Linked DNA regions of Homo sapiens: regions 1, 2, 3 and 4 are each linked to region 5. A link is a contact called in ENCODE Hi-C or POLR2A ChIA-PET data. All regions are on one chromosome and are shown on one strand. The core of a region is the stretch at or near the end of the contact, and the rest is flanking DNA. Distances in the headings are between cores, read along the strand shown.

Evidence for each region. Hi-C counts contacts between places; a loop is a spot of excess contacts on that map. ChIA-PET counts read pairs that join two places held with the same protein, here RNA polymerase II (POLR2A). Pooled maps may share reads with other maps.
Region 1: a loop to region 5 is called in a pooled map, with 4 times the contacts of the local background. The contact joins the promoter of GFOD1-AS1 here to the enhancer-like site in region 5. A Hi-C loop is called at or near these places in 1 of 37 single-sample maps with no recorded cell type and 9 of 50 pooled maps. POLR2A ChIA-PET finds 5 or more read pairs at or near these places in 1 of 52 experiments (HepG2).
Region 2: a pooled map shows a loop between it and region 5 (2.9-fold over the local background). The contact joins two enhancer-like sites. A Hi-C loop is called at or near these places in 2 of 50 pooled maps. POLR2A ChIA-PET finds 5 or more read pairs at or near these places in 4 of 52 experiments (Panc1, activated T-cell, activated naive CD4-positive, alpha-beta T cell and 1 more).
Region 3: a loop to region 5 is called in a pooled map, with 2.9 times the contacts of the local background. The contact joins two enhancer-like sites. A Hi-C loop is called at or near these places in 2 of 50 pooled maps. POLR2A ChIA-PET finds 5 or more read pairs at or near these places in 2 of 52 experiments (Panc1 and activated naive CD4-positive, alpha-beta T cell).
Region 4: a loop to region 5 is called in a pooled map, with 5 times the contacts of the local background. The contact joins two enhancer-like sites. A Hi-C loop is called at or near these places in 1 of 168 maps with a recorded cell type or tissue (ascending aorta) and 6 of 50 pooled maps. POLR2A ChIA-PET finds 5 or more read pairs at or near these places in 2 of 52 experiments (B cell and naive thymus-derived CD4-positive, alpha-beta T cell).

What each region holds. Positions count from the first base shown.
Region 1 is chr6:13,484,304-13,488,922 of GRCh38, forward strand. GFOD1-AS1 (GFOD1 antisense RNA 1) reads left to right here and starts at 1,958. Exons shown (of 2, transcript NR_046709.1): 1 at 1,958-2,150; 2 at 2,378-2,468. It overlaps GFOD1 (Gfo/Idh/MocA-like oxidoreductase domain containing 1), which reads right to left and starts at 3,297. Exons shown (of 2, transcript NM_018988.4): 1 at 2,335-3,297. The coding sequence starts at 2,587. RefSeq lists silencers at 2,485-2,648, 2,789-3,268, 3,289-3,668, 4,049-4,158 and enhancers at 2,549-2,658, 4,219-4,348.
Region 2 is chr6:13,393,386-13,398,231 of GRCh38, forward strand. All of the region lies in intron 1 of GFOD1 (Gfo/Idh/MocA-like oxidoreductase domain containing 1), which reads right to left. Among named protein-coding and RNA genes, the nearest start is that of TBC1D7-LOC100130357, 67 kb to the left of the region's middle. Within about 2 kb of position 2,131, at least 18 of the 41 ENCODE cell types and tissues checked have a DNase peak (open chromatin) inside an H3K27ac peak, as active enhancers do.
Region 3 is chr6:13,373,022-13,377,496 of GRCh38, forward strand. The region is part of intron 1 of GFOD1 (Gfo/Idh/MocA-like oxidoreductase domain containing 1); the gene reads right to left. Among named protein-coding and RNA genes, the nearest start is that of TBC1D7-LOC100130357, 47 kb to the left of the region's middle. Within about 2 kb of position 2,455, at least 4 of the 41 ENCODE cell types and tissues checked have a DNase peak (open chromatin) inside an H3K27ac peak, as active enhancers do.
Region 4 is chr6:13,426,419-13,431,328 of GRCh38, forward strand. The region is part of intron 1 of GFOD1 (Gfo/Idh/MocA-like oxidoreductase domain containing 1); the gene reads right to left. Among named protein-coding and RNA genes, the nearest start is that of GFOD1-AS1, 57 kb to the right of the region's middle. RefSeq lists enhancers at 1,411-1,840, 2,851-2,920, 4,640-4,739, 4,830-4,889. Within about 2 kb of position 1,618, at least 16 of the 41 ENCODE cell types and tissues checked have a DNase peak (open chromatin) inside an H3K27ac peak, as active enhancers do.
Region 5 is chr6:13,760,529-13,765,155 of GRCh38, forward strand. No RefSeq gene overlaps it. Among named protein-coding and RNA genes, the nearest start is that of RANBP9, 51 kb to the left of the region's middle. Within about 2 kb of position 2,228, at least 11 of the 41 ENCODE cell types and tissues checked have a DNase peak (open chromatin) inside an H3K27ac peak, as active enhancers do.

The DNA.
Region 1 (4,619 bases), core at 708-3,207, 280 kb before region 5:
AAGTAGCTAGTTTCAATTCCAGGCAAACACTCGTATCTATACACTCCCAACAGCCAGATCAGCCTGATAACTGTTTGGGGTTTTTCACTTCCTACGTTCTATGTGTTGAACCTTCAACAGTGACTGTAAAGCAAACCAAGACGACCACCCCACTGTGCACTCGCAGGGGCACCCTGCAAAAGAAGGAGTTAAAAAAAGAAAGAAGAAAGAAGCTCAAAACCTACCCTAAAAACATGAACAAAACCCTATTCTGTCATCACCATTACTAAACTAGGTCTATTATGCCTCTTATCGCTGGTTTTGAAGAGGTAACAGACATGTCTTGTTAATTAAAGTCACAGGGATATTTGAAAAATAAGAACAGAAGAAGTATCCAGAAATGTCTAATTTGTGTCACATCTCTTGAAACCAGAGCCCCCAGACACTTTCATGGCCATGGTCCCAGAGACAGCCAGAAAACAAGGTCATCCTTGTTCCCCAAATTGCCACCCTCCTGCTCTAGGTTTGCTCTGTGGGTCTGAACCCAGGACAGGAACTGCCATCTTTATGGTGGAGAAACGATGTTAACAACATGGTCTTTCAGATATGACCAGTCCTAAGCTCTCCAGTATACGCAGGGCTCATCAGGGACCAGTTTTGTACAAATTGCACTAATAGAATTATACCATAAGATCGTTATAAGATATTTGATATGCAAAGAGCCAATGTAAACAAGGGAGTTATCCACCCAACATACATGTTCCATTAAACAGAAAATAAATATTAGCATTCAGTTCAATGGCATTCAGTTCAAGGCCAAAGAAACAGGCCACAAAGGGCAGACACTTAATAAAATTAACTGACAATTAAAACTGACAATGTGGGCAGCCTCCTTAGGAATTCTATCAGATGTTGCATCTGAGTCAATAGCCAAATGGCCTGATGAAAATGCCTTTCTATGGAGAAAGAGTTTTACATTCTGTTCATAGCTCTTCGAAGACAGAATTAAAACACACGTATATTTCACCTACCCTGAATCCATACCTATTTTTAACAAATAAAACAGTCTTTCCAAGACTACATAACTTCCGGCTGGTTTCTGGATGTTGTCTCTGTTCCTTCGCAGCTCCTCCCTTCTAATCTGTTCTACTATTCGCTTCATCTGGTTATAAGCTTTGTTCTTGTTATAAGCTTTGTGTTTTTCCTCACCAATAGAAACTTCAGCTTTCAAAGGTGAGCTGCTCATTTTCTTGGAATTGTAAGATCAAGCAACCTTCCTGGGATTGTTTTAGGTTACGTGCAAGAACTGATGATGAACAAAACATGCCCTTCTCTTTCCCCTGAGCATAGGCTGAGAGGCTGCTACTCTGTCCTCAGAGATTGTTCAGACTGCCTGGGAGTTGAGGGGAGCAGGGACCAGATGGTGAGGCACCCTGAACTCATCTCCAGCCCACGGGTCAACACTGTGCCTTCCGAAACTATTCCTGAAGGCGATTAGGGAGGGCCTTTTCTCATGCAAAGCATCCATGCCTCTGGAGCTACTGCGCCCATCCTCCTAAAAATTTAAAATCTATTACTCCAAATTGGGGCAGAAGACATTTCCCGGGAGGCTGCAGTCAAAAGTTAAAACCCCCTGGTTTTACCAAATCAGTCTTTACTAACCTATGACGCCTCTGAAAACATTCTAATACATCATCACCCCCATCCAACCACTCCCACCGTCCTTGCCTCCAGCGCAGACGAAATAATTCCAGCCGATGGTAACATCTGCAATCTCACGCTAAACTAACTCACAGCAGAAAGAAACAAACGACCCTAGCAGGGCGCCACCGCTGCTGAAGGGCAGGTCCTCTATCGCACCCAAGAAAACCCGACACACGTGTGCGGCCTTTTATTCAGGCGTTTCTGGGCGCGCACTCGCCTCTCCCAGGCGCGCGCGCGCACAACCCTCCTCCACCCCCCCATCCCCCCCCCCCACACACACACACTTGGACACTACACACACAGCTGAGGAGTAACTTTCCTCTTCTCGCGGAGCACCCTATCCCCTATTATCGGCATCTGATCTTCCTAGTTCGGATCCCCGGAACACACGCCTTCTCCAGCCTGCAATCTACACACGTGGGGAAGCGCGTCCAAGTGGTGCCAGGAGGCAGGAGGGAAGCGCAAAGGTGGGGAAGGCCGGGGACGAGGAAGGAGGGAGCTCTGAGTCGGATCTGGGATCTCAGATCCCCGGGGCAGCGTAGATGCAGGGTAAGCTTCTGGGATGCGGAGAGGGAAAGGCAGGGGGGAAGGAACCTAGAGAAGGTTAAAGGGCGGGGGTGGGACGGAGGATGCGGGGTAGGGGTCGCTCACCTAGGGTTTTGACAGCGATCTGTCTGGTGAGGGGCGGCGGCAGGTTAATGCACACCAAGTCCACGTCCTGATGCAGCAGCACCTCATCAATGCGGCTAGTGTAGAAGGGGACACTCATCTCCTTGGCCAGCTCCTCCGCTTCTTCCTGCGTGCGGCCCCACAGCGCCTTCACCGCGAAGCCCTCGTCTTTCAGCAGCGGGATGATGACACGGGCCGTGAGGCTGGTGCCGAACACGCCCACCCCGGGAAGCATGGCTGCTCAGAGCCGCCTGGTTCTGCTTCTGCTCGGATCTCCAGTCCAACGCGCGCACACACCCACCTCTAGCCAGTCCTGCACCCCGCTCCTGTAGCCAATCTAGCCGCGGTGCGCCAGCCGCCGTGCACCGGGCAAGGCGCCCGGGTGCCCAGAGCGCACCGAGCTGCAGGCGGAGCAAGCTCGGGGCGCCTCAGAACGGTGACTGCGGCAGTGTCCGCCACGCGGGGCTCGCGTCCTTCCCGGAGTCGGCGGCAGGGACCCCCCCAGGGCGCCGGAGGCTTCGAAGCCCCCTGGAGCCCCGGCTCAGGCTGCGCTCCCGCGGCAGCGCCAGTCCGCTGCGTGCGCCCCGCCAAGGCCGCTCCATGGCCGGCTCATCCCCGCGGCCGCGCCGCCGCAGCCCGGGACCGGCTCTCTCCCGCGTCGTTTGCGCAGCCGGCGAATCGCACAGACAAACGTCTACACCCTGCCAGAGCACGGAACCGCTCCGCGGGGGAGTCTCCTTTCTTCCTAGCTCTCCGTTGGGAATGAAATAATCCCGCGGCCGCCAGGAGGCCGGCTAAGGATGCGGCCCGGAGCGCGCCGGACTGGGATCCCGAGCTGCAGCGCGGCAGCGGCGGCCACGACCCGGCGCCAGCCTCCTCATTCTGCTGCCATGTTCGCTCGCCTCGCGGCTCGGGCGGCCTCGGCCCCAGGCCGGCTCAGGCTCTGGGATCCCGCGGGGACGAGGGCGGAGTTGGCGAGTTTGGCTGTCAGCGGCCGGTGTTCCTGCACCGCCCTCGCTGCAGCGCCGCGCGCCATTGGCCGCCGCGCGCCGCCCCCGCCCCCGCCGCCGCCAGCTCCGGGTGCGCGCTGCGCCCGGGCCCCGGGAGCCCAGCCCGGCTCCTCCCCGGCCCCGCCCAGGCCGCCTCGCCCGCCTCCTGCCCCTCCGCTTCTTCCCTTTCTTTGCCCTCACCATCTCCTTCTCTTCCCTGCTTCACTCCAAACCCCGCCCCAACCAAGCAAATACATCTATCTAGGCAGGACGCGCCCTAATAGGTTAGTCGCCTGTCCCTTGGAAGAGAGCAGTGGGCGCCTTGGCCTGGGGTAGGTGAGGGGACCCGGCGAGGTGCGAACAGCCGATAATAATAACCTCGGCTCCCGGAGCGTTTCTTGCGTGCTGAGCATCATACTAACGCCTTTCCAGGTATTGTCCCTTTTAGTCCTCGCAGCAACCTAAGGTTATTGTAAACCCATTTTACCAGTGATGTGAATGAGCCGCAATGAAGGCTAAGGGACTTGCGCAAGGTGACATATATAAGCAACAGGCCTGCGATTGGAATCCAGGCCCCAGAGTCTGGGCACGGAACCGCAGACTTCTACGGTCTCCTTCCAAGCTAGCCTGCTCCAATCGCGCGCCCCCGCTCCGGCCGCGCACGCACGGTTCAGCCGCCTTCTTCCAAGACAGTCCAGTCTTGGCGGGCTCCCATCTGCCTCCCACCTCCCCCGCCCCTAGGCCCATGCCCGCCCCCGCGTAGACGCTGTGGTGTGTACGGCCGCAGCGGGGCAGGGGGTCTCCGAGGCCGCTGCGGCACGTGCGTCTCGTGTCTAGTTTCGAGACGGATACGTCGCCCTGGCCACATGCCACGCCCGCCTCTTGCTTCGGCTCCTGTTGCCGTCGCCACTTACCGCAGCCTTTACTTCTCCCAGCTTGCCCCCACCTCCACCACCCTGCACCCTTCCCAGGCCCTCGAGGGGGCACTGAGGAGGACTGGCCAAGGCTGGCCCCGCACCTCTGGAGCCATGGGGACTCTGCGTCTGTCTGGTTTTCCGCCATATCCTTGGCACCTGGCACACTGCCTTGCCCTGTATGTAGTAGGCGCTCAATAAACATTTGCTAAATAAATGTATGCATATTCATCGAATGCCCGCTTCGCACCCATTTGGTGCCGGGAGAGGGGACTAAAAAGTGAAAGGCACGTCTTCTAGCTGAAGGTCTCTGGAGAGGTCATGGGTCAGGTCATGTTCATCTCCTGTCTTCAGCACTGGGCTC
Region 2 (4,846 bases), core at 881-3,380, 370 kb before region 5:
AAAAAAAGGAAAGAAGTAAGAAGATGGGACAGAAGCCTTTATAGTCATGCCCCTTCCCCTGCTTGCCATCCTTGTAGAAAGGACCACCGGCCAGTCCAGAGAGACCCTGCAGACACAGCAACAGCGCAGCTCCTGTAGAGCTCTCCATCACGGTACCATAACAGGGGTTCCTGAAAACAGAGTCTCCTCCTCTCATTTCTCAAGTCTGGTGATAACAAAACTTGCTGAACTATTTCTTTTCAATAGTGCCAACCAGTGCTTGAGTTTTTAATTTTTAAAAAAATCATTGATTACAAACAACTGTTTTTTCAGAGAGGGAGTTGTTACCTATTCAGTTGATATGGACTCTACAAAATAGTACATTATTTTCCTTGGCCAATTTCTTTTTTCTTTTCTTTTTTTTTTTTTTTTTGAGACGGAGTTTCGCTCTGCCGCCCAGGCTGGAGTACAGTGGTGCGATCTCGGCTCACTGCAAGCTCCGCCTCCCGGGTTCGGCCACTCTCCTGCCTCAGCCTCCCGAGGAGGTGGGACTACAGGCGCCCACCACCACGCCCGGCTAATTTTTTGTATTTTTAGTAGAGACGGGTTTCACCATGTTAGTCAGGATGGTCTCGATCTCCTGACCTTGTGATCCACCCACCTCGGCCTCCCAAAGTGCTGGGATTACAGGCGTGAGCCACTGTGCCTGGCTCCTTGGCCAATGTCTTAAATAATGTACAGTTATTGTGCAAGCTAGCTAACTGATAAATAGACTCATTTAAAAAGATGTACCTTGTTGTTAGTCACACATTATCTTTTTCATAATTTTATATAAAATTTGTACTTCAGATGAAAAAATGAGAAAGTTCTTCATGTATTATATGACAAGTTAGACAAAAACAGGCAAGATGCAGAAGAATGTGCATGGTATACTATCATCTGTACAGAAAAAAGAATAAATATATATTTGCTTGAATTTATGTAGAATATCTCTCGGAAGGAACACTGATAACTTTGGTCGTCTCTGGGCAGGAGAACGGGTGTCTGGCGGGGGGAAGGATGGAAGGAGCTTTTCAGCATATCTGCTTTTGTACCCTTTGAATTTTTTTTTTTTTTTTTTTTTTTTTTGAGACGAGGTCTTGCTCTTTTGCCCAGGCTGGAGTGCAGTGAGGTGATCATAGCTCACTGCAGCCTCAAACTCCTGGGCCCAAGCAATCCTTCTGCCTCAGCCTCCCAAGTAACTGGGACTACAGGTGCATGCTACCATACTTGGCTAATTTTTTTTTTTGAGACAGTCTCGCTCTGTTGCTCAGGGTGGAGTGCAGTGGCATGATCTCAGCTCACTGCAACCTCCACCTCCTGGGTTCAAGTGATTCTCCTGTCTCAGCTTCCCAAGTAGCTGGGATTACAGGCACGTGCCACCATGCCCGGCTAATTTTTGTATTTTTAGTAGAGATGGCGTTTCACCATATTGGCCAGGCTGGTCTTGAACTCCTGACCTCAACTGATCCACCAGCCTGGGCCTCCCAAAGTGCTGGGATTACAGGCGTGAGCCACCATGCCCGGCCTTTCATACCTGGCTAATTTTTAAAAAATTTTGTAGAGATAGGGTCTCACTGTGTTTCCCTGGCTGGTCTTGAACTCTTGGCCTCAAGGAATCCCCCGACTTTAGCCTCTCAAAGTATTGGGATTACAGGTGTGAGCCACTGTGCCTGGCTAGGTTTCTTTCTTTTTTCTCGTAGAGACAGTGGCTTTGCTATGTTGCCCAGGCTTCTTTTAATTTTGAACAAGGTGACTACATTGCCAGTTCAAAAATACATAGATAAAATTAAAATTTGTATTTAAAAATGAAAAAATTGCCCTCACAATGTCCCTTAGATGGGAAATGGGGGCTAAGGTTTCAGGAGGGAGGGACAGGCTGGATTAAACAAGGAATGGCACATCCATCAGCATGACAGCCATGGCCTTGGCATGGCCATCTCCCAAGAGGCACTGGATCCATGATAAAGAGCCTATAAACCACCCGATAAAACTCATATATCATTCCCTTGCCTCTGATAAGGGGATCTTGTTTTTCCTTTCTTGCAATACAATAGAGATTCATGAATTAGCCAGAAATTCAGATACTGCTGTGTCATGGGCTGGTTGGCTTAGAGGTTGGACAGATGCCAGCCCCTTCCTAGCTGTGTGAGCTCAGATAAGGGAGTTAAGCTCTCGGGGCTCCAGCTTCCTCATCAGTAAAATGTAGACAGCAATATCCTGATGGATCAAATAAAGATAACTTATGTAAAGCAACTGGCTGCCAGTACTCAGTCAGAAATGTTAGCCCTTTTCCACTTGAGATAAAGAGCCCAGAGGCTTTATGAGTTCCCTGGTCTTTGTTCCCACTGAAGAAACTTCCTTGGCATCAACGCTACGGCCACTCCACCGTGCACCAGTTAGTTCCCAGCCATGAGCACAGAAGCTGAGGACCTGACCCTGAGGGTCCCACTCAGGCCGTGGTAGCCCCAGTCCAGGGCACTGAGGCAATTCTAGTCTAGCTGTGCTTTGTTTACTCCGTGGGGGATCTGAGCCTGGGATGAGCAGAGGGCAGGCGGAAGGGGATGCAGGAATGTCATCATTGTATGTCACTATCATCTGCCCTTTCCAAACTTGTAGCTCCGGGTTTTAGAATTTGGAGGCCTGGGGAACGCATTTACATGTTTCATTTGTTTGTTTTTAGTAACCATGTAATCACCCATGTGAACTAAGCTGAGGAACAGTGTCACTTCTGCTTCTACGTAGCTCACTAGAAATCCTCCAAAGAATTATAGCCATCATTTGTTGAGCACCTACTGTTTGCCAGCGACAGTACTAGATGCTTTATCTTCAATCTTCCCTGCAGATCTCTACCTCCCTCTTATGGATCAGAAAATGGAGGCTCTGAAATAGCATATTTAATCTGTGCCAGGTTAACAGAGCTAACAATTGGGTCAGGATTTGAACTTGGCTCTGAGGGGCCATGTGCTTTCCAGTGCACCTCTCAAAGTAAGCGCCACACTGAGTTACAGAGAGCTGTGCCCATAGCATCATCACCTACAGGGCAGGTGGCCTTTTCCTAGGAGTTGGTGCCAAGGATTCTGAGTCCTCCTGTGTGGCAGACTGAATGTCGACATCCCGATCCCCAGAGCCTGTGAATGTTTTCTTATAGAATGGCAAAAGAGACTTTGTAGGTGGGATGAAGTTAAGGATCATGAACTGGGAGGATTATCCTGGATTAGCCAGGTGGGTGGGAGGTAAGCACCACTCTTACAAGAAGGAAGCAGGAGATCAGAATGGGTCATAGGAGCTGTGTCCTGGAAGCAAGAGGTTGGAGGGACTTGAGAAAGGGGTCATGAGCCAAGGTATACAGGCAGCTTCTAGAAGCTGGAAAAGGCAAGGGTATGGATTCTTTCCAGAAGCTTCCAGCAGGAACACGGCCCTGCCAGCACACTGAATTTAGACTTTCTACCTCTACAACTGTGAAGAGAATAATCTGTATTGTTTTAAGCCACTAAATTTGTGACAATTTATTACAACAGCAAGGGAAACTCATATACCTGGGGATGTTTCAAGTCAGAGGAAGGGATATTTACCTCCCAGGAGGAAGGTAGGGCTTCCTGAGTGGTGGTGATCACAGGTGTGCAGTGACCGACACCTTCAGAGCCACAGAGAGGCCAGATGTTGGAAACAGTGCTCAGAGAAGGGACAAGAGCACCCAGAACCTTTGCTTAGGGAGCAGGAGCAGACCCATTGTGGGTGCCCACAGTGGTCTCGAACTCCTGGACTCAAGTGATTGGCCCGCCTCGGCCTCCCAAAGTGCTGGGATTACAGGTGCAAGCCATGGCGCCCAGCAAGACAGATTCTTAATAAAGTAAAACAAAGCCTTACTCTAAAGCCCGGCAATTCCACTCCTAGAAATTTACCAAAGAGAAATGAAAACAAATATCTACACAAAAGATCCAAATGTGAAGCCACCCTCGAAATGAAAAGTGGTGTCCAGCTCAGGCCCCTTGTCTCTCCATCTGAGGACTCGGGCCTGCCGTGAGAAAGTGATCTGCATCTTCACTTTTCACTTCCTCTTTCACCTCCAGGCCCTCTGGCATCTCTGGGGCAGCCTCTGCCATAACCTGGAAGGGTGGAGGCCCAGCCTTGTATCATAAAACCCAGGGGCCGGCCCACTGGGGAGAACAGAAGGCACTGATACCACCTGGGAGGGCAGATATTTGCCTCCACCTGCTTCCACTTTAGAAGCCAATGCAAAACAGGAGAGCAGGGTGGGGAACAGGACAAATATTTGGCCAAGTACCAATTCAGTCTTAGGAATGAGCAGAAGATGGTGATGTCTTGCAGTGGGCATACCCGGAATAACACACAGCCCACGTGGCATTATCCCGGCACATTCTATTACTAACAATTTGAATGGGGGCAGGGGCAAACCTTTGCAAATGAAACATATTTTATATGAAAATAAACACTGTCACATTTGGAACTGAAAACAAATTTTGCATTAATTTTTAAAAGAAGACTTTTCCGACTATGGGCCACATCCCCAGATACTCCCTCTATCTTCCAAAGTATGCATCTTCTTTGCCCTGTCCTTAACTGCTATTGCAGAAGGAAGTCTGAGAAGCTGTGTATAGGGGAAAGTGCAAACCTGGAGCCTCTGCCGCTGGGTTTGACTCCAGGGGCTGCCAGCACGAGCTGTTTCATGTCAGTTACTGTACTATACCGTATATTATGTTATGTACAATGTCAGTTACTGCTCTGAGCCTCGGCTTCCTCATCTTCAAAATGGAAATGAGAACTATTACCTCATAGGGCTGTTCTGAGGATTAAATGAGATCAG
Region 3 (4,475 bases), core at 1,205-3,704, 390 kb before region 5:
CTTGCTTTGCATTTCAAGTAGGGAACTCATTATCTTCATTTATACTTTGTTCCTTCAACATTTCTGTGCTAGGCACTGGGACCAAAAAATGAGTAAGAAAGATGAATAAGAGCTCACAGTCTAGTAGAGGAGACCAATCAGGAAAGGCGTGATTATGGAATGCAGATCTCAGAAAGTGATAAACAATGAAACCATGAAGGAAGGGCTGCCCAACCGATTTGGGCATGGAAGAAAGTTTTGCTGGAGAGGGAACGTTTGAGCTGGGTTCTGAAGCATGCATAGGAGCTTGCCTATTCATCATTCAGAGTTTGGTTCGGGTATAAAAAATGGTCTAAAATAAGATTAATGGTGTTTAATGTGGAATCTGGGAAACTGCTAATACTGGACTGTTTATAAAAACTGTTGTGTGTATATCCTGATGCACAGTTTTCTGAGAGAGGTTCATTAGATTCTTAAAATAATCTGTGATTCAAGAAAGATTAAGCAGAATTGGAGTTTAGAGTAAAGAAAAAGAAAAAAGGCAGGTCAAAGACAAATCTCTGGTTTCAACAGAACTAAGCATATGAACAGAGCTATTTATAATCCCTCCATCCCTGCACCCTGAGACATGGGACATTTAGTCACTTTCACTCTCTCACTCACTTACTGCAACACTCCATTTAGCCCAGCTCTTTTTCCCCTTTTATTTTTCTTCCTGCTAATCTCCTTCCTGCTCCCCCAACACACACACACACACACACACACACACACACTACGCTTTTTTTTTTTTTTTGAAGTTAGAAACTGCAAAAGAAGTGGAAGTATCATCAGGATTGACTTGTCTAAATCTCACTCTTCCCTCTGTCCCTTCCTCCATATACATTAAAAGAGGCCATTTGAAGAGACTAAATCCCCGATTTTCAATCCCCATGAAAGTTCTTAACATCAATACAACTTCCCAACTCAAAAGACTAGTCTGATCTGCTCATAGCACAAATGGTACAATTTCAAATAGCAACAACAGTCATTTATTGAGTGCTTACTTTGTGCCAGAGGAGGCACAATGTATTTTGCATGCATTTTCATGTTTTAGTCTACACAACCAGGTACTTGTCCTGTTCCCATCTTACAGATGTGGAAACTGAGCCTCTGAGGGGTAAGCAACTTGCCTCTGATTCCACAACTCGATAGTAGTAGAGTCAAATCTGGAATTTGAACCCAGATTGTCTGGCTACAAAGCCAGCCTAGTCTTTTTAAAAATATGTTTTTTTTTTGTGTGTGTGTGTGTGTGTGTGTGTGTGTGTGTTTGTTTTTTTTTTTTGAGACAGAGTCTCACTCTATCGCCTAGGCTGGAGTGCAGTGGTACAATCTCAACTCACTGCAACCTCCGCCTCCCAGGTTCAAGCCATTCTCCTGCTCAGTCTCCTTAGTAGCTGGGGTTACAGGCATGCACCTGTAATGCACCTGGCTCATTTTTGTAATTTTAGTAGAGACAGAGTTTCTCCATGTTGGCCAGGCTGGTCTTGAACTCCTGACCTCAAGTGATCTGCCTGTCTCAGCCTCCCAAAGTGCTGGGATTACAGGTGTGAACCACCACGCCCAGCCAAAAATAAGTTTTTTTAATTGACACGTAATAATTATACATATTGCTGGGGTATAGTGATGTTTCAATACATATAATGTATAGTGATCAGATCAAGGTAATTAGCATATTCATCATCTCAAATCTTTTTTTTTTTTTTTTTTTTTTTTGAGATCAAGTTTCACTCTTGTCTTTTGTTGCCCAGGCTGGAGTGCAACAGTGCAATCTCAGCTTACTGCAACCTCTGCCTCCCGGGCTCAAGCAATTCTCCTGTCTCAGCCTCCCAAGTAGCTGGGATTATAGGCATGTGCCACCAAGCCCAGCTAATTTTGTATTTTTTAGTAGAGACAGGATTTCTCCATGTTGGTCAAGCTGGTCTCAAACTCCCAACCTCAGGTGATCTGCCCACCTTGACCTCCCAAAGTGCTGGGATTACAGGCATGAACCACTGCACCCATGCCAAAGAAATCAAATCTTTATGATTTCTTTGTGTTGGGAACATTCAGTATTCTCCTTATAGCTATTTGAAAATATACAATAAATTGTTGCTAATTACAGTCACCCTACAGTGCTATAGAACGCTAGGACTTATTCCTCCCATCAAGTCGTACTTTGGGTCTGATCTGAACTTTTGCACCCTTGCTGCCTTCTGATCACCCTTCTCTTAAGGCTGGCTAGGTTATTCTTTGCACCCATGTCACCCAGAGATACACGCTCCTATTTTTACTGGCTACACTTGCCTGTGCACATATATGCAATGTCTGCAGCACACAGCACAAAAGGAGGGCTCTGAAGACAATCATGCGACTGACTGCAGTGAGCTTCAGAAACCAGGGCGGTGGGGATGGGAGGCCCGATGTTCTGCTGGGTGACATCTAAAGTCTCAGGGCAATTTGATTAAGTTTCCATCCTAATTTCACACCTGAAACGGAAATGGGTCAGAGTGACTCATATTCAGCTCCTGTGTTAAAGCTCCTGGGGCTATCAGTGGGCTTGGAAAGAGGGTTACAGCCAGTGAAAGGAAGTCAGGATGGCTGATGTTGATGGGACTTAGTGTTGAACTGAATTAATTGCTCAAGTGCTTTCTACATTCAACCCGCCCATAAGGCCAAGCCCCTATCCCACCAACCCCTTTGTGAACCGTCCCCCATGACTCAAGCCTGTTGCCTGGGCCCTCTTATTGCCCAGGAACCCCCATTAGCACGGGGATTTTCTCAGATTGCTTCGTGTGCATTTGGTCATCTAATGACGGAAACTATCACATGTGTAATGAGCATTTACTCCTGAAACACTTTCGAATTTCTGTTACCTTATTGGTAAATCCCATACATCTCCATCTCTACAGCTTATATTTGAGGCTACAGTTGAGAATGCAGATATGATATTGGGGAGTCACTAGCCAGCTCCTTCCAGCAGGGGCATTCCCCAGGAAAGAAAAGAAAAGCTTGCTACTTCCAGCCCAAGGGAGACTGAGGGTAGAGGTCTAGAAACAACAGGTAGGTATGTAGAACCAAGAGACCTTCCAAGCTAGTGGCCAGCTTCCCATGCAGGGAGGCCTGGGGCAGTCCTCCCCTTCATGTCAGTGGCACATACAGACCAGAGTCTAAGGAGGCAGGGAGGTGGGACGGGGGCAAGAGGTCCCATGGGAGAACAGAGGTTTGGAGTTGGATACAGTGGTGACAGTGGTCAGGGACTTGCGGACAGAGGAAAATGGCCAGGACTGTGAACTCCAGCAGTTGAGTCCTGCTATATTGGTCCAAAATAGCCAAATGACAACTACTGTACCTCGGTGGTCGCTATTCTAGAGAGTGGCCTAGAACAGCCATTCTTGAGCCTACACCACCACTCCACGCTTGGACAAGCCAGGATTCACAGTGCACCCCCTGGATCCAAGGGACAGAGCCAGAGTCTCATAAGCCACACTACCCCCATAGAAAGAGCCAATTTCTGGAGTGGAAGAGGAAAAAGCAGAATGCCAAACATTGGGTCACCAGAGTCATGTAAAAGAGGCTGAGATACAAGAAAACACAAATGATTGGGTTGGGTGAGATTGCTGGGTTGAACTACAATTCCATTTCCTACCCACCCACCTAAGAGGATGGAGGCCTAGAATGGCGGTCAGCCTGGCTGTTGAGAAATAAAGGAATCTATGCTTTCTCTTCCCAAGCATGGCGTGAAACCTCATCACACATCCAAAAGGCTGGGAACCTCCTATCATCTCCCAAAGCCCTCACTTAGTCCCCAACAAAACCTCAGAATCTCCTTGTTGATTGCAAGTCAATACTTCAAGAGAAACACTATCCTCACTGTGTGTACAGTGGGAAGGCAAGATACTTTAAACTAGGCAACATCTCAGAATAAATGTAGGAAATTCTCTATTCAAGGTGGGTTGTGCTTTAGTGAAGGGATCACAAGTGTATTTACCCAGCAGATATGTTTTTTTTTTTTTTTTAAAAGCCAATATATTTCACACAGTCCTAAGTTTTGGTCTCAAAAAATGCAAAAATCCAGAAACATTGGGTTTCTTCTGCAGAGCCTCCTGCATGACAACACTCAGTTGTAGCTATCTAGTGGCTTCCACAGTTAGATGGCATGTACATCTCCAGTATACCACAGTCCTCACCAGTCTCTAGTGCATTGCTGTCCTGTATTAGTTTTGTATTGCTGCTATAACAAACCAGCACAAACTGAGCAGCTTAAAACAACACCCATTTACTGCTTTTCAGTTCTCTAGAACAGAAGTTCAGGTGGGCTCAGCTGGATCCCTGATTAGGGTTTCACACAATCATTCTGGAGAAGAATCTGCTTCCAAGCTCATTCAGGCTGTTGGTTGAACTTGGTTCCTTGTGGCTATAGGACTGAGGTCCCCATCTCCTTGCTGGCTGTCAGCTTCTACAGAGCCCACTTTCCTGCT
Region 4 (4,910 bases), core at 368-2,867, 330 kb before region 5:
ATGGGAGCAGTGAAGTGGAGCTGGACCAGGAACCAGACACGAACCTACTCTGCTCCCAGGAAAGTAACTATGACCTCTGCGTCACTGTCCTTTGGTCTCTCAAGGATCCCACTTCCATTGCCTGTCCCTTAAACGCCCGGGAAGCGGCCTCTACCCCCTAAGAAGGTGAATGAATCCCCTGCTGGTGTTCTGAAGGCACCCGAGGTAGGTGAGGTCCAGGGAGCACCTGGGACAAGCAGAAGGAACAAGCCCCCTGAGGATGCGGAAGCAGAGTGACCAGGCCCATCGCAAGGCAACCCCTGAGCGAGGGATAATGCAGGACCTTATGAGCAGAAGCGGGGCTAACAACCAGCAAGGCCAGAGGACAGGCAGCCCTTTGCCAAAGGTGTCGACTTCTGCCCAGCTTTCTCTTGTTCTGGCAACGGCTGTCAGTGTCTGTTGGTGGAAGAACATGCCCCTGGTGCCAGAAGGCTGGGGTTTGAGTCTCATCTCTTTCTCATATCTGTGTCTTGGGGGAGGTTACTTAACTTCTCTGGGCCTCAGTTTTCTCCTCTGCACAGCAGAAATATAATCATATCTCTCTCACAGTTATTGTGATGAGCGTGGCAAAGCATTTTTTGTAAACTACAAGGAAGCGGGCAGTGGCTCCGAAGTTGTGTGTGATTGGACCTCACAGGACAAAACTGAGGTAACAGAGGATCACAATGCACCTTTTTCAGTTTGATATAATCATCTTGAAATTACATTTATCAGGATCATACAGAGTCTTCCCAAAACTGAAGGCCATGCATAACTTGTCCACCTCAAGCCCTTTGAACAGAGAACATGCATGTAGAGACTTCCAGAAAAATCCAATAACTGTTATCCAAATGGTCAAAAATCCAGCTGGGCTCAAGTGAGGTAACAGACATAGAAAACTGTGAAGAGTTAAAAACATGATGATAAAAAAGGACTTTGTTGGCCAGGCGCAGTGCCTCATGCCTGTAATCCCAGCACTTTGAGAGGCTAAGGCAGGCGAATCCCTTGAGCCCAGGAGTTTGAAACCACCCTGGGCAATATGGTGAAATCTCATCGCTACAAAAATTAGCCCGGCATGGTGGTGTGCACCTCTAGTCCCGCCTACTCAGCAGACTGAGGCAGGAGGATCGCGTGAGCCCAGGAGTTCAACGCTACAGTGAGCTGTGATTGTACCACTGCATTCCAGCCTGGGTGACAGAGTAAGAGCCTGTCTCAAAAAAAAAGGCTTTGTAATAAACTTTTCTGATGTTTTTCAGAATTCAATTTGTATAAATTTGAGACATCTACATTTCACAAATGTGATTATCCCATGCGATAATAAAGGAAGGTTTATCCCACTATTTCCTAAGCCTGGAGCTTCCTTAGACTTGTACGTAATTCCTGGTGCCCCTGACAGGCACCTTTCCAGCCTCTACGGAATCTTTAGCAGCCCCACGACACCAGGCTGAGCCTCGTGACATTGTGGCCACCAAGCGTGGGAAGGAACTACTAAACTTCAAAGTTGACTCAACCAAAAGAGAAAAATCGCAAGTCCCCGATGGAAAGGTGTTGATGGCTCTCTTTTCAAACACCTCCACGCCTGGCTGGGCACAAAGGCCTGACAGTGCCCCGAGCTACATCAACACAAGCTGGGTTCAAAGACTCACAGGTCTAAGCATCCTGGGCACCACAGAGATAGGAAAGTCCATGTGGAAACAGATCGTCTTTTCTATCAACCATGTGTGAATTTTGAACTCCTTTTCTTCTCAGTGTTAGAAAAGGAAAACCAACCCACTTTGCGGTCTCTCTGCGGTGTCTTTAGAAGGCCAGTTCCTTTACGTGCCTCTCAAGCCCATGCTGAATTTCTCTGTTCTCGTCCTAGTGCCTCTTTTGACAAGCCACGAGCCTCACTCAGCCCAGAGTGACACTTATCACTGGGCCGTGTGAAAACTGGGGGGCTGGGGAGGAAGTGAGAAGGATGCGAAAGCCGAGGCGGGAGGAGGGGGTGCCGCCTGAGGCCCTTGCGGCCAGCAGTGGAAACGCAAACTTGACATTTCCATTTTCCATCACCTTCTGATCTCAGGCCCCCAGTGCGATGCGATGCGCTGGCTTTTCATTTCCACTCCCTTTCACACCCAGCACATTAAAGGCCGCTGCAAGAACAACAATGGAAAAAGGCTCAGGGCTTTAAATCACGAAGCCTGGGGAAATTCAACAGTTGCTATCTCCAGCTTCTCTACCCAAAGCACCAAAAAAGCCTTCCCTGAGGGAGTCCAGGCCCCCTCCCAGGGCGGGCGGCAGGAGTACTGCTTTTGATCATCTGTACTTCTGCGGCCACTCTCAAACTTCCCTCCCCAAACACCACAGCCCGGCTGTGAGCTGAAAGAGCTCCCTTTGGCCCTCCATCAGAAGCGGACTTTCTGACCATTCACTAATTCTAGCAAGAAGGTCCACTAAGTATTGTAAAATGTATAGCTTCCCGCCTGCTTTTTCTCTGACCTAGTTAAAAGCACTGTGTTGGACATACATCTTCTCGACCATATGAAAAGTGGGAATAAATGTCTTAATTGGTACCAAGTCCCTGAGCACGTGAGCCAGCTTGCTAGATGCTCAGACAGGACTCTACAAACATGAGCCCAGGTCATATATTTACTAAGATGTGCTCCCAGGTGGCTCTCAAATGGCACAAAGAGGAAAGACCCCAGCAGAAATCAAGATGGGTGGGAAGCTGTTCTTTTCATGAGAGTGAAAAGACTGGAGCTATCTCATTTTGGGCTGAGAAGCCCTGGCTGGCCATAGCACAGCTGCCAGTAAAGGGAAACAGCGCCACAGGCTGCCTGGAGGAGCTGGTCTCCTATGCGGCAGACACTGGCTGTCAAAGGGTTGTGTGGCCCCAACGTGAAATAATGGCTGTACTTATGAATTGGTTTGTTTATATGCCATCAACCAGGATGCTCTGCCAGCTTGCTGCTTTAAGAACGACAAACTATTGAATGCAATTGAATGCCTATCGAATGCAAAGACCTCAGGGAATTTCAGACACAGGGAGAGGGTGAGTTCCACGGTCCTCTCAGACAGAAAAGTTTGGGTTTACTGCTAGCCAAAAACCAGGAGTACAACAGGAACTGCTGACGTCATAAAGCTTGGCCAGAAACGTAGTCAGGTAGTGCCCTGAGCACAGCCTAGACACTGGCGCTCTAAGAAACAGCCCTTTGCCCAAGGCTATCTGGAAGAAATAGAACAGGGCACAACACAATAGTGTGGCAGGAAATCAACTGAGTGGGTTGGCAAAGAGCATCTTTCTTAAAAGAATAGAAGAGAACATAGAGTGTACCCTAGGTAATAAGGGAAGTATTATTTTGTAAAACATTTAAGTTTTATATATTCATATGTATGAATATTACATAGATATGTAATATATACATTATTATACAAATATGCTACTATACATATATATACACACACATGCATGTATAGAGTGGTATGGCAGGTTGTATTTTTCAAAAGTGATCACACTACTTCTCATCTCACATGTTCTTCCAGAACCTTGCCACTTCCTGATGAAGAAGTGAAATATATGTCCTTCCCCTTGAATTTGGATGGATCTTTGGGACCAGCTTAATGAAAAAATATGCAGTGGAAATGGCACCATGTCACTTCCAAGGGTCAGCTATAAAAGGTGATCACAGCTTCTGTGTAGCTGCACTCTGTAGGAATGCTTGCTTTTAAAATCCAGCCAGGCCGGGAGCAGTCGCTCATGCCTGTAACCCCAGCACTTTGGGAAGCAGAGGCGGGTGGATGACTTGAGGCCAGGAGTTCGAGACCAGCCTGGCCAATGTGGCGAAACCCCCTCTCTACTAAAAATACAAAAATTAGCCGGGCATGGTGGCACACATCTATAATCCCAGCTACTTGGGAAGCTGAGGCAGGAGAATCACTTGAACCTGGGAGGCAGAGGTTGCAGTGATCCGAGATCACACCACTGCACTCCAGCCTGGGTGACAGAACGAGACTCCACCTCAAAATAAATAAATAAGTAAATAAATAAAAATTAAAAAATAAAATCCAGCCATTGCACTGTGAAGGAACCCGAGCCACATAGGGTATGGCATCAAGCATAAACAGAGTGCAGGGATTGGCCACAGTGTTATCCATATTCTCAACACTCCTATTATGGGGTTCCCATAGAGACGGGCAGCTTGTGTACAATGGGGAAGACTTAATGAAAGAAGCTCTTGGAGTCCACCTATGGCAGGAGTAGTGGGACAGCGGGTAGGGAAAAGTATCCTTGTGGCCTCCAGCACAGCCTCCAGACAGTGGAAACCAGGGCTATCTGTGGGTCTTGGGTGGTCTGCCCTACTCCCTCCTCCTCCTGTCAGGCTCGCTACCAAACTCTACTCCTCACCCTCTCTTTCTCCAGGACTCCCTCCCATCAGGATACCTACCTGAGGACACTCCATCTCCAACTTTTCAGGTAACCTTCTCCTGCCCTCTCTACAGTCCAGCCATCATACGAATGCCTTATATGTGCTTCATCTCATTTGATATTCACTGCCATATTTATACATCGGGAAACCGAGGCATAAAGAAAGCAGTGAAGGCATTTGTCTCAGGTCAAACAGCTAATAAGTCTGGGTTTGGGACTGAATCAGGGCCATTTAATTTCACATTGCTTATTTTGAATCACTATGTTATATTCTGCAAAGAAGAATGAGTTGGAGAAGGGAAACTGAAATCTATGGGCCTGAGGTTAGTGGTGGTGGGGACTATGATGATAGCACCTGCTCTGCCACGGTCTGTGCTGTGTACCACACGGTTATGGTGTCCAATCTTTACCACTCTAGGCAAGTAAGATTATTATTATTGCCCATTTTGCAGATGAAGAAACTGAGGCTCAGAAATGTTAAGCAATT
Region 5 (4,627 bases), core at 978-3,477:
TACTCCCTGGTAAAGTTAAGTCAATGATGTCAGCCTCGCAGAGTGGCTGTGCAACAAGACATGAACATGTATGAAAACAGTCAGTAAATTTCTCCCGACTGAACTGAAATCCTCTGAAGCACCTGCCCTGTTGTGTTAAATGGAAAAGTGTGGTGTCCTTAGGAAGAAACTCTGACACTAGGTAGCTCTATGTGCAAAAGAATTTGCTGTGGGAAACCTTTCAGTACAACATGAAGTTCCATGATAATTCCAAACATATGTGAACGATATATAAGCTGTGTAGCAAAATCATATTGTCAGCCAAGTATACTAGGTCTAGGCATGATCTCAAGGATGGGAAAAGTTTGGCTTCACCTCTGAAAGGTAACCCTCAACCAAGAGGTAGCACAAAAGCATAATCGGTGGATGCGTTTCCCTCCCCCATCCATGCCTTGCCCAGATTTAATGGAAACATTTATACTAAACCTTGCCAAATTCACAGAAGTTTTTCCAGTTCCCATTACTTTGCTATTCAAAAGGAAGGGAGTAATCGCTTCAGAGGTAGGGTGTGGTACAGTACACTTAACAGAGTGCTGAAAGCAAGTTCAACACAGATGACCAATGTTGCCAGATTGCACAATTCTCGAGTTATTTTCGTGATGGGCAATGTTTTTCCTTTTTATTCCGTTTTCCTCCCTCTGGAGTTGGCTAATGATTTCCAGTGAATAGAACTCTGTCCAGTACAATCCAGTTAGCCCACAATGAACAGACTGTCAATGAGAGATGCTGCATTGACAGCCTTTATTTTAGTGGGCTCCCCGTATAGTAAAGATGGAAAAGGAACTGCTGTTGGGGGCATTCATTTGTAATTTGTGCTCTTGGTCTGGAAGTGGGCCATTAGCTCAGCAAAGATAATACAGAAACATACAATAAGGTCACCACTCTTTCTGAAGCCTGATCCATCATCTCTTGGAGAATCAATACCTGTATAGACACGTTATGAATGTGTTTAGTCTTTTCCTACGTGACCAGGTAGGAAGCTTCCTGGTCCAACCTGGGTGGGTGCTTCATGTTGGCTTGGCAGGTAGTGTCAGGCATCTGGAGATACAATACACATGTTTAGCTCCCTGCAATCAGCAGGCTGGTACATTCACTACCAGCTGCATTTTCTCTGTGATACTGCCGGAAAGAATGTGCTTAAAGTCACTATTGATTACTCTTTAATCCACACTATGTTAGGAGCAAAATTGAATCCGACAAGACATGGTATCTCTTTTCCACATACTTTGTGCATTCCAATAAAGAGGGCTGTCCTTGAGAGTATGAAGTGTGTATCCAAGAAGCCAGGCAGATTCCTTCGTATTCAGCCCACGGATTGTTCAGAGATTCCCAATTTCCTCCTGGGGAGTTGGGTGCAGGAGTCAAGAGAGATATTTGAGTCAGGGAATATTTCCCAAGAGGAGCCTTAGTATTTAAACATCCATTTTCTTTCTTTCTTTCTCTTTCTTTCTTTCTTTCTTTCTTTCTTTCTTTCTTTCCTTTCTTTCTTTCTTTCTTTCTTTCTTTCTTTCTTTCTTTCTCTTTCTCTCTTTCTTTCTTTTTTTTTTTTTTTGAGACAGAGTTTCACTCTTGTTCCCAGGCTGTAGTGCAATGGGCGTGATCTCAGCTCACTGCAACCTCCACCTCCTGGGTTCAAGCGATTCTCCTGTCTCAGCCTCCTGAGTAGCTGGGATTACAGGCGCCCGACAACAGGCCCGGCTAATTTTTGTATTTTTAATAGAGACGGGGTTTCACCATGGTGGTCAGGCTGGTCTTGAACTCCTGACCCCAGGTGATCCGCCTGCCTCAGCCCCCCAAAGTGCTGGGATTACAGGCGTGAGCCACCACGCCTGGCCCAGTTTTCATTTTTAAAAAATCTATTACATGCTCATGATAAAAAAAATTAAGCAGTGCACAGTGAAGAGTATACCCCCCTCACAGCATTCCCCCCTGCAGTTCCCATCCCCCCAGGCAACTACTGTTATGAATTTTTTTGTGTATCCTTCCAGAAAGAGTCTATGCATATAAGAGCAGCTTTGATTTTTGAGATGCATTTTTGTATGTTCAGTTCAAGTGGTTCACAAGATGCCTTTTCCAAATAACTCCATGGCAACGCAACTCTGGAACTCACACGCACATGGATGTATACATGGACACACACAGTCGTTCTTTTGAGCATAAAATGGAGGGGAAATGATGCAACAGAGAGTGAATAGAAGGCATATTCCAGTAAACCACAGTGGTTAGTGGCTTCTCAGATGGTTCCAGACAGCTTTTTATACAGAAATAGCTCAGTGAGAACACCCCAGCCTACTCAGACTGCAGAACAAATCCCAGGAACTTGCTTTTGTGCAATCTCCCCCTTGAAGCTCAAGTCTAAACACATCAGAGCTTGGCAGGGCTGCATGGGTACATTAGCGAACAGACAGAACACCCTGGCTCCTCAGGCGCTCCTTGTTTTTTTCCCTCTGGACCAGCAGATTTTTCTTACAGCTTACACCTGCTCCTCCCCGACCCCCAACAACATGCAGAAAAGGAAAGCCCCTCAAGTTTTCCTTGATCAAGAGGTTAAATAAAAAAACAACTCTCTTTCACACTCTAAGGGAAAGGAAAATAAAAACCACCAGTAGCTAAGACACACACACACACACACACACACACACAAACACACACACACATTTGGCAGAAATAAATTAAGAAAAATCATTCTATGTATGAGACCATTCTGAAACTAAGTGATGCATGATATTATGCAAATTTGCAAGGTGTATTTGTCCTCAGAATAGAGATGGCTGAATGGGAGTGATAGTGTCTTGATAAATTGTTGTTCTAGAAATTTTCCAGAACTGAAATGTGCAACAGGACATTTGAGAACTATCTTTTATCTAAATACTGATGTATTAATAATATAGCAGTATTAAAAGCACTGTCATAATTATTAGTAAAATTAGCTCATCTATAAGAGTCTGAATAAAAATGTCTCATCAAAAGCCAAATTCTAATGTAGGAGCCACATGGAAACCAATAGAAAAGAAACATTTCCACTGCATAGGCTGATATACTTGAAAATACAGGTCTTACTCCTGGTCAAAGAAATAGTTGTTTATACAGTTTTGAGGATACTGACAAGATCACTCTTAAGAAAATACTGCCTCACCTTCTGGCTAGTGCCTGAAAATCCTTTTCTAGTTGAGAAAACCTTAAATTCCTCAATAACAGATAAAGTATAATAGGCAAATTCCCCTGAAAAGAACAGCAATAATAATAATAATGCTAATTTCCTGAGCACTTACTTGTGGTAAATACGTTACTTTCGTTCTTACTCAGGACTCCACATGAATGATCTCCTTTAATCCCTGCAGAAGCTAATTTCCAAGATGGCTTCCTATAGCCCTTGCCTCTGCATATTCATGCCCTTCTGTGGGGGCTTTCCCTTCAATCTGAGTGGGCCCTGTGACTCTTTCGTAATCAACAGAATGAGGCAGAAGTGGTACCGTGTGGCCTTTGCAAGGCTAAATCAGGCCTTACAGCTTCTGCCTTGGTCCCTTAGGATGCTCATTCTGAGAAAGTCAACTGCTAAATACAAAATCCAATTATCCTGAAACCACCATGTTGTAAGGAAGCTCAAGCTAGCCATGTGGAGTAGCTGAGTGGAGAAAGAGATGCCTGGCCAGCCCTCAGCTATTCTAGCCAGATGTGTGAATGTAGAAGCCATCTTGGACATCCAGCTCCTTGTAGCTTGTGGATGGTTTGGGGCCCACCCAACTTCTGAGAATAGCTACATGTGAGACCCCAAGTGAAAACAGCCCAACTGGGCCCGGCCAACACACAGAATCATCAGAAATAGTAAAAAATTGCTATTTTAAGTCACTAAGTTTGGGGGTATTTTGTTACACAGCAATATGCAACTGAAACAATCCCGTATTTATGCTACAAGGTTTTTCGTTGTTGTTTTGTTTTGTTTTTCCAAGACATAGCCTTGCTCTGTCACCCAGGCTGAAGTGCAGTGGCACGATCTCAGCTCACTGCAACCTCTGCCTCCTGGGTTCAAGCAATTCTCCTGCCTCAGTACAGGTGTGTGCCACCATGCCCAGCTAATTTTTGTATTTTTAGTAGAGACAGGGTTTCACCATGTTGGCAAGGCTGGTCTCGAATTTCTGACCTTGTGATCCGCCTGCCTCGGCCTCCCAAAGTGCTGGGATTACAGGCGTGAGCCACCGCACCCGGCCTGTTTTTTTTCTTTTCTTTGTTTTTTTTTTGAGATGGAGTCTTGCTCTGTTGCCCAGGCTAGAGTGCAGTGGCGCAATCTCAGCTCACTGCAACCTCCGCCTCCCGAGTTCAAGTGATTCTCCTGCCTCAGCCTCCTGAGTAGCTGGGATTACAGGTGTGTGCCACCACACCCGGCTAAATTTTTCTGTATTTTTAGTAGAGCCAGGGTTTCACCATGTTGGCCAGGCTGGTCTTGAACCCCTGACCTCAAGTGATCCGCCTGCCTCGGCCTCCCAATGTGCTGGGATTACAGGCGTGAGCCACTGTGCCCAGCCTGCTACAAGGTTTTGAAGCTCACAATTAACTCTCCAACATCAATTTTACTGCTTCCTCGCTGTGC